Regions from separate parts of the Mus musculus genome. Here region 2 is linked to region 1. Evidence: chromatin loops called from intact Hi-C (ENCODE). Cell type or tissue: left cerebral cortex. All regions are shown on one strand.

Region 1 (8,000 bases):
AGAAATGATCTGGCACTTTTCAATCCTTTGGAATCTCTTCAATGTCAGAATTGGGTTGTCTTATCTACATTAAAAAAACAAAAAGGTTAGACCCCAGCACCTGGGAGGCAGAGGCAAGTGGATCTCTTGTGACGTTGAGGAGCATAGCAAGTCTCAGGCCAGCCAGGGCTACAGAGTGAGACTTTGTCTCAAAAAAACCAAAACCAAAAAGCTTTTGGAATTTTGAATGTGTCTGTAGTGACTCCACAAACCAGACAGAAGAAAGCTTGTTACCCTGACAACATTCCCTTCACCCACAAGTGGGCTGGTCTCTTATTTAATTGGTAATGACCTTCCAGGGCTAGATTTCCCTGGAGAGCTTTTCACATCTCAGACTAAGTGCAGGGCAATCTATACTTCCCCCTTCCTCTATTTCACCCCCTTACGCACATGCACATTTTTTTCTTCCTTGTGTGCGTGATGTCATATTATGTATGGTACCCATGAAGTCATATTTTTTTCTGGGAAATGTCTATTTCTGCCTTATGTAACTATATGCAAATATATGCAAACACACAAATGTGTGTGAATGGATAAAAAATGTGCACTGTCTTGCTTGTCTGAAACACAGTACACATGTGCTCACCCTGCTTGCTTCTCTGTTTTCCTTTGGCTCTTATGTATTTTTAGAAATTAAAAATACATTTTAAGCTGGGCAGTGGCGGCGCACGCCTTTAATCCCAGCACTTGGAGGCAGAGACAGGTGAATTTCTGAGTTCGAGGCCAGCCTGGTCTACAGAGTGAGTTCCAGGACAGCCAGGGCTACACAGAGAAACCCTGTCTCAAAAAACAAAAACAAAACAAAACAAAAAAAAAAAACAAAATTAATATACATATCCTATATTTCAGATGTTTTAAACCCATACATACTTATTTAAAATATACAAATAATAGGCTTTAGAAAGAAAGCCTGCCCATGGGTTGATCCTATCCACACTGTCGACACAAAGGAGAAGCCTCGTCAATGCTTTTCTGTGTCCACAGAGGAATGATAAAAGCTGCACTCTTTCCCCCTTGGCTGTGTGTTTTGCTAGGAAACGACTCCATTGAACCGTTCCTGGGAACCTGGTGTACCACCGCTCTTTTCAGCACACAGCAGTCGTTCAAGCTTTGAAGGAAGAGGAGAAATCTGTCAGTGGATGGAAGTCAACAGCTAAGACACACACCTCAGTTTTGTTTTGAAACAGGGTCTCTCTGTGTAGCTCTGTCCTGCCTGTGCCTCCTGAATGCTGGAACTAAAGGTGTGTGCCACCACAGTTCAGCAGCCTCCTCTCTCTCTCTCTCTCTCTCTCTCTCTCTCTCTCTCTCTCTCTCTCTCTCTCTCGGGAGACTTTTTTGGAACTGGAGTTACAGATCGTTGTGAGCTGGCATATGGGTGCTGGGAATTGAACTTGGGACCTCTGGAGGAACAGCCAGCATTCCTTTTTTGTTTGTTTGTTTTTCGAGACAGGGTTTCTCTGTGTAGCCCTGAAACTCACTCTGTAGACCAGGCTGGCCTCGAACTCAGAAATCCACTTGCCTCTGCCTCCCAAGTGCTGAGATTAAAGGCGTGCGCCACCACTGCCTGGCAACAGCCACCATTCTTAACTGCTGAGCCATCTCTCCAACCCACATACCTTTTTTTGTCCTTCCGTGCCTTGTTTAGTCTTGAGGACACCAACGTTGGTTATTTGTCAGACTGCATGAAGAAGAGATGAGGGGAAAGACTCCTGCTATCTCTTGCCTGGCTACCTTCTCTAGCCTTTCCTCTTTTGGGCTCCTGTAATTGGATGCTTAGAAGAGTACCATCAGCACCACACTGTGAGCTAGCAGATTCCTTCATATTCTCTCCCAAAGCTCTACCCTATTATAATGGAAGAGTCTTCTTCAGTCATAGACTCAGTGCCCCCACCCCCACCCCCTTGGTTGGGAATATGGGGTCAGAACGGGAAACCAAGGGGAGTTGTCACACACAAATTAGCAGCAAATAGGTATCTACCCACAGGGAGTCACTTCCAAAGCCCAGAGCATATTCAGAGGAGGAGAGCACCACCCCCCTCAAGGATGAGGGATGACACCCCCCCTCCCCACCCCCCGCAGAGTCGCTGTGTGGCAGCGTGCCTCCCGCATTAAGGACATTAGACCCAGCTCTTTCCTGGATGGAGGTTTTAACATTAGAATGAAGGAACAGTTTGCCTCTCAGTCCATTAGGGGCACATGTCCCTGTGGGAAGCTTGGAGACCGCTGTTTAGGGGCACAACTGTAAGGAAAACTGTCAGACAGCTTTGAGCCTCAGGGTCCTGGAGGAGAGGGGCATCTTGCTGCCTGCCCTTCCCCCACGACTTTACTGTCCACTCCTTTACCATGGGTTTCCCTTGAGATTCAGCAGCAGAACCCGCCTGTTTTATAAGCAGGATGGGAAAGGGAATGCGTGAAGAATGTAAATTCCAGCACTCTTTTCGCTTCTCTATGGACACGAAGAAAACAGACTGATGGTGGAATCAAACCACTTTTCCTCTGAACTCTTGAGTTAAGAAACCAGGAAAGTTTCTGCTTTCAGAGGAAGGATTCCTGGATGGCTTCCAAGGAGTTCCCACCTGGGTTCCTTCTGGGTGGAAGCTCTGATTTTACATAGCTGTTTTGTTTTGTTTTGTTTTGCTTTGTTTTGTTTTGATGTGCTGAGCTTCCCATCCAGGACTTTTGAGGGCCACTGATGCTCACAGCGGGGAGAGCAGAAGGTTAGAACACCTCTGAGACAGGCCTGTTTTTCTGAGAGGGGCAACTCCTAAGGCAGTCTCAGCCCTAAGCCAGCCTTGGGATGTATCACAGCTGCCTGAATGGCCTCATTCACAGGAGACACAGCTGGGGCCCCTCGTGGGTGGGCAGACACACTTCAGGAAAATGGGACCGGACCATTCAGCAGGTGGGGTGGAGGTGGGCAGCGGGGAGCAATGGAGAAGAGGGTGGGGTGAGGTAAGAAAGAAGCCAGAGCTGGACAGCCCCCAAAGGAGGGACAGAAAATTTCCCCATCGTTTCATGACCAAGGTGGTACCATAGTGCTGAGGGCAAACTAGCTCTGCCTATTGTGAGCCCAAGGTGGACTGATGGTCTCAGAAAATATCTGCAATTAACCAAGACCTAGGGCTTTGGATGGATAAACGAACTCTCCCCCCCCCCACCCCCCACGGCGCTTCTCTGTCCTGGAACTCGCGTAGTCCAGGCTGGCCTCGAACTCAGAGAGATCCGCCTGCCTGCCTCTGCGTCTGCAGTGCTTGGTTAAAGGCCCATGCTGTAACAACAAGGTTCAGATGAAAGCACTCTTAAGGCAAAAACACAACCCAGTGGGAAAAGAACCCTCAAAAATGATGAGAAAAACGTCTGGCCACCCTCTGAATAGGTCCCGCCCCGCCCCCTCCCCCTCATACTCCTCAAACCTAGAGAAAGACCAGAGCCTGTTGCTATGAATGACAAGCAAGTTCCCCCAAATGACAAAATGAGGATGGGAAGGCCTCCTGTTCCTTGCCTAGCTGGGCCACTCCCCTCTGAGAGGCCAGTAGAGCCCTAGGGAGTGACACCCCTCTCTTGAGTAAGCAGTTTTATGAGTTTCACACATAGCATAGAAAAGGCTGAAAATGGCCTGAACTTGTCATTAGGTTAAGTTGTTGTAAAAATGTCAAGATATTCTTTTCCCAGAATTGGCCTCTGTTCCTTAAGTTTACTCACTAAGAGAGATAGTCTCCGGTCCTTAAGTCTGGCCCCGTAATGCAGTTAAAGGTTAACCAATGATAAACTGCCAGCCCTAAACTGGGACTGAGAAGTGCTCTAAAAAATGTATAAAAGGTGTGTGCTTTAGCTACGCGGGGTCGCTTCCATCCTGATTTCAGGACAACCCCAGCATGCTGGATCAATAAACCTCTTGCGCTTTGCATCGATCTTCGACTCTGCGTCCCTGTGAGTGGCATCCCGGACGTAAGGCTTTTCCGGTCTTACAAAATCTTAACTGTGGCCTGTCCTGCATGGGGGGTGGTGGTGGGGGTGGTGGTGGGGGACAAAAAGCGATCTGCAGGCACCACAGTAGACTTTTTTTTTTTTTACTTAAAAGTATGTAGTATGATTTTCCTAGGAAGACGGAAAAGAAACATTATTCACCCCCTAATAATGAGGGCCCTAGCAAATCAAAGATTCTGACAAATCTACCTTGGCAAAATAAGATTACTTATAATGGCACGGGCTGGCATGGGCACCGGAACTCCAAGCTTTTTTGTTTTTGTTTTCTCTGTATAGGACAGGGTTTCTCTGTATGGCCCTGGCTGTCCTGGAACTCACTTTGTAGACCAGGCTGGCCTCGAACTCAGAAATCCGCCTGCCTCTGCCTCCCGAGTGCTGAGATTAAAGGCCGAGTGCTGGGATCACGCCCGGCTTGCTTTTTTTTTTTTTTTTTTTTTAATGTGATTGTCCTACACCCAGAGCAAAATGATATCTGGGTTCAGAGCGCCACCTAGTGTTAGCTCATCAGAGGTGGCTCACTAGAGGCATTGAGAGGACAAAAGGCAAAGATACATTGTGACCGGAAAGTTGGCCTATTGTGCAGCAGTCGGGCGCACAGAAAAACTGAGCATCTGGCTAAAAGATGGAGTCACTCTGGTCAAGTCTTAGACAAGTGTAAAGTGCTACTTGTAGAGAAAGCTGGAGTTGAGCGGACGTGTGTGATGTGCGTGAATTTAGGCCTTCTCTGGAGAAATCTGAGAGAAGGGTCACCCTGGGGTGGGAGGGAAGTGGCAGAAGAGAACTCTTTTGGCATTCGAATTTGGGCCACCTAAACCTATATTACCTGCTAATGTGAGAAGGGAGTCCTCCAGGGATGACCCCCTCCCCCAATACATTACCCAATCCCAGGTGACGGTCAGGCCTAAACACATGTACATATGAGCCCACACTGAAGGTTGTATTTTATAAATAGATACAAATATATTCACATGTTTATAAATATATATATGTACATCTATCCCTCCTCTGAGAACTGACAGGTTCCACTCATAGAACAGTCTAAGTACTTTAACAGCCCGACCTAGACCCAGCCCTACAGAGTAAAAAGCCCAAGCTCAGGACTTGTAATCCCACCAATCCCCACCCTGGACATCTTGGCCCCACCCCCGCCCCGCCCCGCCCCCAAATGCTTTATAAACCCTGTCTTCTGCTCAGTTCTCTGCACCTTCTGAGCAGTGGCAGGCACGGGCCTGGGTTTTTTCCTCCCAATCTGTGTGAGGTTTTTTTGTGGGGTGACTCTGTGGTAATCCTTGGCTCTCAAATGCCAGGACACCTTTCCCCTCAGAGTTATAACACAGTATATGTGTGTAGGCAATAATAACTAAAGGACCATAGAATTGAGGGGTAACCTTTGAGGAGTTGAAGCAGGTGACGAAAATTCAGTCCTCATAGATCTCTCAAAAGGATAATAAAAAAATTGTAAGAGGGAGGTAAATATATACATAAGAAATAAAAATATATACATTAAAAAAACAAAAAACAAAAAAACAACAAAAAAAAGGTTTCTAGGAACACAAAGATGGAATCTCCTTGGTAGCTTTTCAGTCTGGAGCCGTATTGGAATCTAGCTGTTAGTGGGTTTAGGAATGCCCTAGTAAGTTAGTGATTGTGAGTACAGACTCCAAGCTTGCCCGGTGGAGGGCACTGGGGACCAGAACAACTGCTATCTCTTGTACATGAGCACTGGACACACTAGCCTCGGTGGGGTGGGGGTTAGAGGGAGCTGTGAGGCCCACTGGTGGGTCTGTTTGCATCATGTCCCTATCCTGGTCCTGGACCCTCTCACCCAGAGAGTCCCACAGGTCTGGGGGCCTAGTATGGTGCTGCTTCTTGAGAATGGAAGGGGAAGGGGTGGGCGGATGTGAGGATGGCGTTTAGCTGCCCACGGTAGGGAAGACTCAAGCAGCATAGTCATCTAGAACTGTAACTCTGGCACAAGAGATGACAGGAAGGGAGCCAAGGAACACGGGTTTCTCCAGATGGCCCCCATGTCGAAAGCCTGAGCTAGTGCCAGAAGTGGAACCCCCTTCCGGAAAGTCTGGTGGCCCAGTAACCTGCCTTCTAGATTCTCCTGCCTCCAAAAGCTGTCTTAGGCCTGACTCATCTTCACTATGGAGGAAGATGAAACCCTAATTCAAGGAAGCCAAGGAAATGCCCAAAATAACTTTTTCCTCTTACTAATTTGGCTAGAACTGTAAATAAATCCATTTTTCTTCACCAATAGGGATCCTAGACTTCTTTTAGAATGTAGAGAAACTAAGATGGTGGGTTATGAACCTGCGTGTCCAGTTCAAGTCAAAACAAAGGAAAACCTCTGGACATTACTCAACCCTCTCAACAAGTGAAACACTGCTTTGGGAGAGCCACCAGCTCCATCTTCAGCTATTGCTCAGAAGACAGTGACTCAAACTGATCAGGCCACCTGCCAGCTTTAGAGAGTGGTGGATCCCTTCAGCATGGGCCCAATGGGGTACGCTGGCCGGCTCCTGGCGGAATCATCTCAGAGCGGTGCTCCAGGCCTCTGTTCACCGCATCAGCCTGATCACGTGATACTCTTTCAGATGTCCCGCCCCACGCCTCATCTCCGCACTTCGAGGCTGGTGCGGCACAAATGGAGGGGTTTTACAATTTATCAAGACCTGAGTACAGGCACAGGCCACCCGAGATGGAAAATGTGCCGATCCATCTTCACGATTGGGTGAATATGGAGGCATGGCATATATTTATATAGTGAACCCCTTCATTTCACAGATGGGGGAAACTGAGGCCCAAAATGGTGCAGAAGCAGGGAAATAATCTTAATCTCACTGATATCTGGCTCCCAGAGGGAACTGGCTGTGGCTGGTGAGGACTGGGGGTGGGATAGGGGTGGCAGCCCCAAGACAAGGGTTCTGGGGAAGGGACGGTGGGGATCTCTGAGATGCAGTTGTGCCTGATAGGAGGGCAGGGCTGGAGGGAGCCTGCACGGCTGGAGAAGCCCTGAGTGGTACCAGGGCAGCAGCCCAGAAGACCAGGAGCCCTGGAAATCCGCTTGGGCACAACCCATCTAAGAGGCTTGGGCTAAGACAGAGGCATCTGTGAGTGTCTGCTGCACCAGAAAGGCACACATGAAGTGAACCTGAGCAATTCCATGTGGAACCGGAGAAGGGACAGCACCTGAAAAGGTACAAGGTTTTGCCAGAGCTGACCAACTGTGGCAAACAGTGACCATGGGCACTGGTGGGGCCGTTATCATTATATAGGCTGATAACCTCATAGGATACTTTGGCCCTAGGGGACCACGGTGGGAGAACAGGTGGCATTTCTGTGCCCAGATTCACCTAATCAACCTCAAAGTTTCAGGTTTCATTAGATAGGCCACTTAGCTGACACTTGGAAAGCTGACTGGGCCATGGGCCTTGGTTTTGAGAAGGAACCGGCCTCATTCAGTGGGTAGTGAAGGATCATGCTTTGGAGAGAGTAGGGCTGGCCAGGAGTGGCTGGGGTCAGGGAGAGGAGGCGCAGTAGCTTCCTCCTGCAACATGTAAGGCTGACTAAGAAATACGGTGGAGGGCTGAAGTCATCGGCCCCTGTTCCACTTTTCCTTGCGCACCAAGGTGTGACCACTTTGTAGATGCTCCTACTGGTTACAGAGCCGTAAACATTGAGGCTTTGTTTTTTTTGAGAGGGGGTGGTGGCTCTTCTGATTCATGTGATCCCCTCCAAGCCCTCCACACTCACACAGGTGTTTAGCTTGTCTCCTCTGCCAAAGAGACCTCAATTTTAGACTCAGATGTGGCCCTCGGGCCAGAAGCTTGCCTCAGAGACCTTTAGACTCAAAGTCCTCATTGAGCACATAGAGCAAGTCCATGACTCTGTCCTGGGAGACAGCAGTGACACTGCCAGGTACCTCAGGCTCAGTGTCCTCATCTGTGAAATGAGGGAGTTGGACTAGA
Region 2 (8,000 bases), 110 kb before region 1:
ACCGGCACAGCTAGGAAAAGGTCGGCCCCACTTCTAGAGTCCAAAAGCTGGCTCTACTGGTTCACACTGTTCCTGGAGGGAACAAGGCCAGTGTGGAAAAGCTACTTGGAGGTATTCCAGTGAGGTTTGCTCAGCAAGGAAGCAATGGCTCTACAGGCATGTCAACTCAGCCTGACTCTCAGCCAGAAATCTTACCTGGAATGGGCCCTGTGGTAGTCTGAATGAGAATGGCCCCATAGGCTCATAAGTTTGAATACTTATACCCAACTGGTTAAACAGTATGTGAAGAATCAGAATGTATGGCCTTATGGGAGAAGGTGTTCCACTGGGGGCAGGCGTGAGTTCCTGGCTATTTGTGAAGATGGAAGCTCTCAGTTGCTGCTTAGTACCTTCCCTGCCTGCCTGCTGCCACACTCCCTGATGATGGTGATGGCCTCCTGGCCCTCTGGAGCTGCAGGCCCCAAAGAAACCCTCCTTCCTACTAGCTTGCCTTGGTTATGGTGTCTTATTACAGCAACAAAAAAAAATAATGAAAACAGACACTGATGGCTCTTGTTTTCCTACCTCAGCATCTGGCATTCTACCTTCAAGAAGAGAAGTGGGCCTGACAGCCTATGTCTCCTTGAGCTCTAGAAAACACTACAGCAGGAGCCTGGGATAGAGAATGCAGCAGACAGGGCTGAGTAAGGCTCAGCTCCCAACTGCTGGAGGCCCCATTACTCCCCTAAAGGCCCACCTTAGCTTTTATGCTACTGTTTTCCCAGCTAATAAATATATGCACAGGGCTGGAGAGATACAGTTCAGTGGTAGAGTATTTATCCAGCATGGACAAGTCCCCCAAAACCATGCATGCACACAAAAACCTTTTTTTTTTTAATTAGTAATGGATCCTAGCTTTTCAAATATAGCCAAAGGTTCCTTTTCTTTTCCCTGGCACCACTCCCATCTCAGTAAACAACACTAGAAGCCCTCCCCATGGCTTCTTCCTCATGTCCAGATGTCTTGGCAGCTGGGTTCAAGTATCTTAACTTTATTGCACTGCCACTGATAGAACTGGCTGGTAACAAAGTACTCCATTCAGTCATTAGGGCTCTTCCAGGCATTAGACAGACCATGAGATTCCTGCCTCAAACTACACAATGGCCCAAGTTCTAGACTTGGATCAGCCCTGGACCTGTGAAAGCTCCCAGTCACTGGCTCCCTGACCCAGACACTAGCCTTAAGAGGCACTCACCTTGATGTGCTTGTTGCTGCAGTCCCTCAGCAATGGGTTGGGCAGGCTGGTGCTATGCCTCCTCCAGCTGTGGTAAACGCTAAGGACGACATCCGCCAGCCCTGGGGGCCACTTGAGCAGGAACTTGTGGCCCATGCTCTTCAGATAACGCATCATAAGCTCCAGGAGGCCCCCGTTGGTCAGGTTCTCCATCAGGAACGCATGCACATCCTGCTTCTCTGTCCACACAAGGAAAACCACCTCACCAAAATCAACAGGCCCTCCTGGGTTCAGTTTCTCTTCTCTTTGGAAGAGGACAGTTTGTGTTCTGCTTCCCCCACTCAATCTACATGAAGCTAAGGTCACACTGAAGTATTGATGCCAGGCTACCAGGGTTCAATGCTGGCTCCAACCCTTGTCAGTGGTAAACAAGCCTCTCAAAGTTCACATGTCTAAGATGAACACCAAAAGGGCTGGCCAGTGCTGCATGTGCAGTGAATGAGATCATACACACAAAACAGTGTGTGGGACATGGTACACACAGAATAGACGTGATAACACACATTAAACTTTCAAAGGCAAGCCTCTCAATCCAGTGTTAAGTCTACAGCCTCAGGAGCACAGCAAGTATGCACCTGGATCCCTCAGCTGACCACAGGCAGCTCCTCCACCAATTTTAAAAAAAGATTTATTTATTTATGTTATGTATGTGAGTACACTGTAGCTGTCTTCAGACACACCAGAAGAGGGCATCAGATCCCATTACAGATGGTTGTAAGCCACCATGTGGTTGCTGGGAATCGAACTCAGGACCTCTGGTAGAGCAGTCAGAGCTCTTAACCACTGAGCCATCTCTCCAGCCCTTTTTCCAACTCTTATGAAACCCTAGAACCACTCTGCAGAGCAGAAGCCAGGCAGGTCCCAGGCTGATGGAAGGAAGACTGCCCAGCAGTGACAGAGCACACTGCCCACTCCTACCAGATTCCATGAATGTGGCTGAGTCGAAGGACAGGCGATGAGGTCCCACATTGGAGAAGCTCTCCAGTTTGGCTTCTGCCTGAACTTCATAGTTATTAAATGGATCATCTTCCTCCTCAGGGTCCAGTTTTCTTAACCTACATGAAACATGCTAAAATCACGACAGCCATCCCGCTCCCTGTGACAGAGCATCCCAACGCCTCCTAGTAGAGCAACTAAATCAAGCCAAGATAGCATTGACTGAAACAGATGGTGAGAGCATCCACACCCAGGCCCCAGGAGCCGCTGCGTCTCTCCAGATTTCCGTGACTGATCGTTCCCACACTTGTTCATTTATGCCACCAACAGATGGCTGCTGAGCAAAGCCATGCGCCAGGCACACAACCATAAATACAGGGAGTTCATCTCCTCGGTGGAGAGGTGGATCATGAGCAGGGAAAACACAAACGGCCCACATCAGGACCAGCACCAAGCAGTTGCTTCAGACAGAGCCACGGGGACTCTGCGTTGGAGAGCAGAGTCAGAGGGAATACTCTCGGGGCTGACAACAAGGAAGGGCTAAGCAGAAGCAGAAGCTCAAGACCAGGTACAAAGGCAGAGGTGCTGAGGGGCCTCGGGGCTGCCAGCGTGGGGACACGGCACACCCATCTGAGCTCCTCACATTGCAGCACCACCCTACAGACTCTTCTAAGGACCATGTTTTGGCCACCCTTGTAGCACCTCTACAGCATAACACTCAGGGCACCTATAAACCCCACATTAACTGCATGTACACTCCAGCAAGCAAGCTGCTATACTGTTATAGGAATACCCAAAGTAATGAATACTCGAACCTCACAGAAACTGACCCAAATACAGTAGACACAGCTCCACATACACAAGGCAAGAAACAAGAGCCAGGGTATGACAGTGGGGCGAAGAGGAAGACAGATTTCACCCACTCCAAGACACTCCTTCACTCTTCCAAAGAGCAGCTGTTTCCTGTAATGCATCTCAGGAGAAACCAGCAGATGGCGCCACATCTCTGCCTTGGCTCTGTCTTAGCTGTGCACTAAACACAGCCCTAGTTCTAAGAATTGCACCCTCATGGGAGAGATGGTAGGAAGGGAACAAAGAGCAGTTAAGTGTATTGATATAAAATGGATGCATAAGTCTGCTAAAGCCTCTAGATTCCTCTTGCACTGTCAGAAACAATACTGATATAAACTGTCACTGGTCAAAATGACAACCAAAGACTTGAGATATCTGGGCAGAGTACTGATGAAACCCTACTCAAGTAACAGTGGAGGGAGAAAGACGAAGACACCGGAGATATGAGAGAAAGTCCTGGCAAGCCAAAAGTATGCCCCCAGATGCTGGGGAGGAGAATGATGGATCAGAGCGCACTCTCCCGGGAAAGCAAAAGTGGGGCACCAAGAAGCATGCCCACTGGCACAATAAATCCTAAACAGGCTCAGGAGAGAGCCCCTGGGGCTCCTGAAGAACAGCAGGGCCAGAGCAGGAGCAGTAAAAACCCAGGACAGAAGTAGGGGCCCAGGCCCTCCTGTTTCAGAGAGCTGGCACCTTCTCTCCTGGAATTCTTTGAGGAACATGAAGAACCAATACAATGAAGGAGCACGCTCCATCTTCTCAGAATGCAATGGAACTAATAGCAATATAAAGCCAGGCAGGCACACATACACTGAGAAACAGGTGGCTTCCTTCCAGGGGTTTCCATAAGCATTTGCTGCGGCCCTGAAGCACCCCAAGAAAAAGTGAGTCTCATGACTACACGTTCCTGACTCATTCATCTTGTGAGAATCAGGAAGCAGCCAGTCCCCAATGGATAAACCAGTCAGCTCCTGTATTCAGGAGGTGAGAAAAATCCAAGCACTCAGTTCAGTGACATCCACACACTCTATTCAAGCAAGCATCAAGGGGAACAAGGGAGGCACCGGTGGGGAGGGTGGGAATAGGCTGAAAAGCGCTGCTGAGAGAAAGAAGAGCAGTTTGCAGTTACATCAGAGAAACCACAAAGTGTCCAGTACCTGGACGGCAGGAACTTTACTAGCAGTCCCTGGAAATCCACTTTCTCTTCTTTTTTGCACTTGGTGTTTCGGACCCGGGCAGACCTCCGCTTTGCTGTCTCTCCACTTTCCTCTACAGTCTTCTTACGCTTTACCCCTTTCTTAGACTTATCTCCTCCAGAAACATCACCTTCACAAAGAATGATAATTAAACCATTGCACAATGGCAGGAAAGGGCCCACTGGACTCCTCTTTTACAACCCACCACCACCGACATCTTTCTTCTCAACAGCACGCAGTCCTGAGTCCCTTAATGGTCCTACCCTTCTGGAGCTGAAAAGACCTCAGGCCAGAGCTCAGGACACTCAGAGTCTTTGGGCCCTGCAGTCCATACTCCTGGGGTGGGCAGAGTGAGTGGCACTACCCACCAAATACCCAGTGATAGGATTAGAGCAAGAGACCCATGAATTATATAGAGAACAAAGGGAGCTTAGTCTCAGTCATGCATCTGAGAAAACTAACCGACCGTGCTACAGTCACTCTCTAACTGCCAGTGTTCTTTTGTGGAAGAAAAATCAGAAAACTGCATGGGAATTTATGGTACAAACTTTTTACAATTCCATTAGTAATTAAAATGCACTACCACACATGGCAATGACTTTAATGTTTTCTAAGATCCAAGACCTAGAAATGCATATACCTAGCAAGACAGGAGGACCAACAGCAAAGACATAACGAGGGGAAGAGACACTTTTTTTCTTTTGAGACAGGGTTTCTCTGTGTGTAACCTTAGCTATACTGAAACTCGCTCTATAGACCAGGCTGGCTTAGAACTCACCGAGATCTGACTGCCTATGATCCCCGAGTGCTGGATTAACGGTGTGTGCCACCATGACTGGCTAGGGAAAGAGGCAGGTCTATGCCCTGGGGCCAGGCTACAGTTTTCTATGAAGCTCTGGTTTCTACTCAGGCCACTCGCCACCTCATTTCTTGAGACAGTTTCTCATTGGACCAGTGAGTTCCCAGGATCCCCCTCTTTCCACCTCCCCAGCACCAAGACTCTAGGCCTCTGTCACTGCACTCAGCTTTTTATATAGGTGCTGGGGATTTGAACTCCAGTCCTTATGCTATTAAATCAAGTGTTTTTACCAACTGAGCCACCTGGAAGCTAGAGCTCCAGCAGGATGAATTTCCCCAGAGATGTCAAGGCCTCCTGCTCTTGCTCCTGCTGGGCTTACCACACGGGCTCTCATGAATGTGAGGCCACAAAGTCTGCTCACCCATAGGAGTGCCTGTGTCCAGCAGGCTGGGACTGTGCAGTGGGAAGCTAGCTGCGGTCACAGAGGTGTAGGAGAGCACAGGCTCAGCCACGGCAACAGTTGGATTGGTGCAAATAGGACTTGGCTGGACCACACTGACAGGTGTAACCACTACAGAGGATGCTAGCAGCTGGCTGGGATCCTGGTAGTCAGACAGGTCAATCCTCTTCCCAAGGCTGGGCCTCGGGGGCTCACAGGTGGTGAGGTGACTGTACATGGCAAGCAAGCTCTCCCCAAGGCACTTCCACCTGCAGGGAAAGGAAGGGCCCCCACACACAGTCAGCACCTGGGTAGACTTGGCAGAATCGTTCACACGGCTGTGACGACATCATTATAACCAACAAAATGCTGAATCCAATATGTGCTAAAATGGAGAAGCCCAAGCCAGAGCAGGTGCAGAGAACGAATATCTTCCTGCTCCTCACCTCAGCAGAGACCCCTGATGTTCTATTTCATTACATCATCCCCTACGAAGCAGAGATGCTGTCCCCAGCATCAGACCTGCTATGAAGGGCCAGGAGAGGAGCTCTACACCACAGTGGCAATGATCTGAGTATGGTGCCTACTGAGGGACAAGGGGTTTGGATTACAACACTGATGGCAGGACATGCTAAACTTAAAGACTCAAAATGTACCGGCAGAACTTGTATGTACAGTATGTATGCTTGAGAGAGTCTCATTGTGGCGGCTTAGTCAGTCTCAAACTCACTCTGCAGTACGATCTGGTCTGAAAACCAGAAACCCGCCTGCTCCAGCCTCCCTAGTTCTGGGATTTTCCATAATGCCACAATTTTTAAAATAAAAATTAAATGTCAAAGCTTACGACCCCAACTCCAGTGTAGCACCAATACCAGCCCTCCCTTCCAGGAAGGAGAGGGCCTCTTATACATTACCAAGCTCACAGAGGCTATGCTGAAACCCATCTTACAGAGGAACATGTCATTGGTTCTGATACGTGCACAGACTGGACAGTCAGGAAAGTTCACACTTGTGACAAACTCCAGGGTTCCAGGTCCCCAGCTGGATGGGGTCTGCCCAATGTTAATGTTCCTTCCCCTTCTCAACAGAGACTGAGGAGGGCAGGAGCCTTCCCCGTGACGGGGTGAGCAGCTTACGCACTGGGCCTGCTTAAAAGAGCTAAGCTTCTCTTTAGGAGCCTACAAGCAGATACTGACTCCAGCTCTCTAGCCACTGTGCCTCCCTACCCCTCCCGGCAGACCCAGGAAGGCTTCTCCCTCCTGTGCTGGGAGTATCTTACCAGCCTACCTCACATTTCAGAGAAACCCGGCGGACACTTACGTGAAGAAAGGGATGGGCTGCACTAGTTTCAGGTCTGGTTCCTTTTCCCGCACGATCAACGCTTGCCTCTTCTTCCGCAGCCCCAGAGCCTCATCTACAATGGCCTGCGTCTCTGCTGCACTCACTGACACATCGTGAATCGACATGTCACTAAAAGTGTATAAGATGGGGAAAGTTCAGTATTAAAGTCAGAGCCAGTGCTCAGCTTTTATAGACAGTGATACCCTTTAGTCAGTAATCTGATATGTCCTGAACATAAATTACAACTTGATTCTGACCACAGATGGATGGTTATCAGCATTTGTATACCTACATACACTGGAAATCACAGAAGCCCTTTGTTCCTTCCACAGTTTACAACAGGGCAAAGAGTTTTCCTATGTACTAATAGTTGTCACCTTTGTGTCTGAAAAGCCACAGGAAAGAAAAGATTGCCTGTTCCAACAAAGCCATTAAACAAATTATGTTCACTAAAATCAATGGTATCTTCAAAATACAGAAAGATGGGGGTCTCAAGGTCTAAGGTGACCACTCACAGCCCAAGATAAGACAATACCCTCACTCTTAGTACCCAGACAGTCCAGTGGTTCCAGCAGGACCACTTCATACAGCCACTCAAGAGACTTAATGATCTAACCGAAACATTAGTTCATTACAGATATTAGTGAACACAGGGTTAGGCTTATAGAGAGCGCAGCTCAGAGGAGTAGCCACTAATCCCCAGCAGGTGAGCACCCGGGGCCAGGGAACACCTGACCAACAAGAAGGGTTTTCTGGCTGGAGAGATTGAGGAGGAGCACAGGGCTCAGGAAGGGGCAGAGGCACCATCAGAGAATTGCAATGTTAAGGAGAAACTGTGCAAAACAGGTAGAGAAGTGGGAACGTGGCAGGTGAGGTATCTGAGAAGTTTCTACCACTGCGATAAAACATGGCTGAAAATCAACATGGGGAAGAAAAAGTTTACTTCACTTAGACATCCAGGTAACAGTCCATGACTGAGGGAACTCACACAGGGCAGGAACCTGGAGGCAGCAGCTGAGGCAGAGGCCGTACAGGGCTGCTTACTGGCTTGCTCCTCATGGCTTGCTCAGCCTGCTTTCTTTCTTTCTTTTTTTTAAAACAATTTTTTATTAGATATTTTCTTCATTTACATTTCAAATGCTACCCCAAAAGTCCCCCATACCC

What was found. Peaks named below come from ENCODE experiments on the same cell type or tissue, not always from the same donor. Only the 100,000 strongest peaks of a DNase experiment are listed, where the experiment ranks them.
Region 2: it touches region 1 in a loop (7-fold over the local background); 31 of 42 quality-filtered maps call a loop at or near these places.

The regions. Positions count from the first base shown.
Region 1 is chr10:75,849,139-75,857,138 of GRCm38, forward strand. No RefSeq gene overlaps it. Among named protein-coding and RNA genes, the nearest start is that of Mif, 7.1 kb to the right of the region's middle. In left cerebral cortex, a CTCF peak has its summit at 4,543 (motif pointing left); DNase peaks (open chromatin) are centred at 321, 545, 1,663, 2,492 and 3 more places.
Region 2 is chr10:75,741,011-75,749,010 of GRCm38, forward strand. It overlaps Cabin1 (calcineurin binding protein 1), which reads right to left. Exons shown (of 37, transcript NM_172549.3): 8 at 6,816-6,965; 9 at 5,478-5,764; 10 at 4,219-4,387; 11 at 2,192-2,328; 12 at 1,235-1,452. Among named protein-coding and RNA genes, the nearest start is that of Cabin1, 19 kb to the right of the region's middle. In left cerebral cortex, CTCF peaks have their summits at 321, 1,925 (motif pointing right) and 3,193 (motif pointing right); DNase peaks (open chromatin) are centred at 2,497, 3,206 and 3,883; H3K27ac peaks cover 2,866 bases.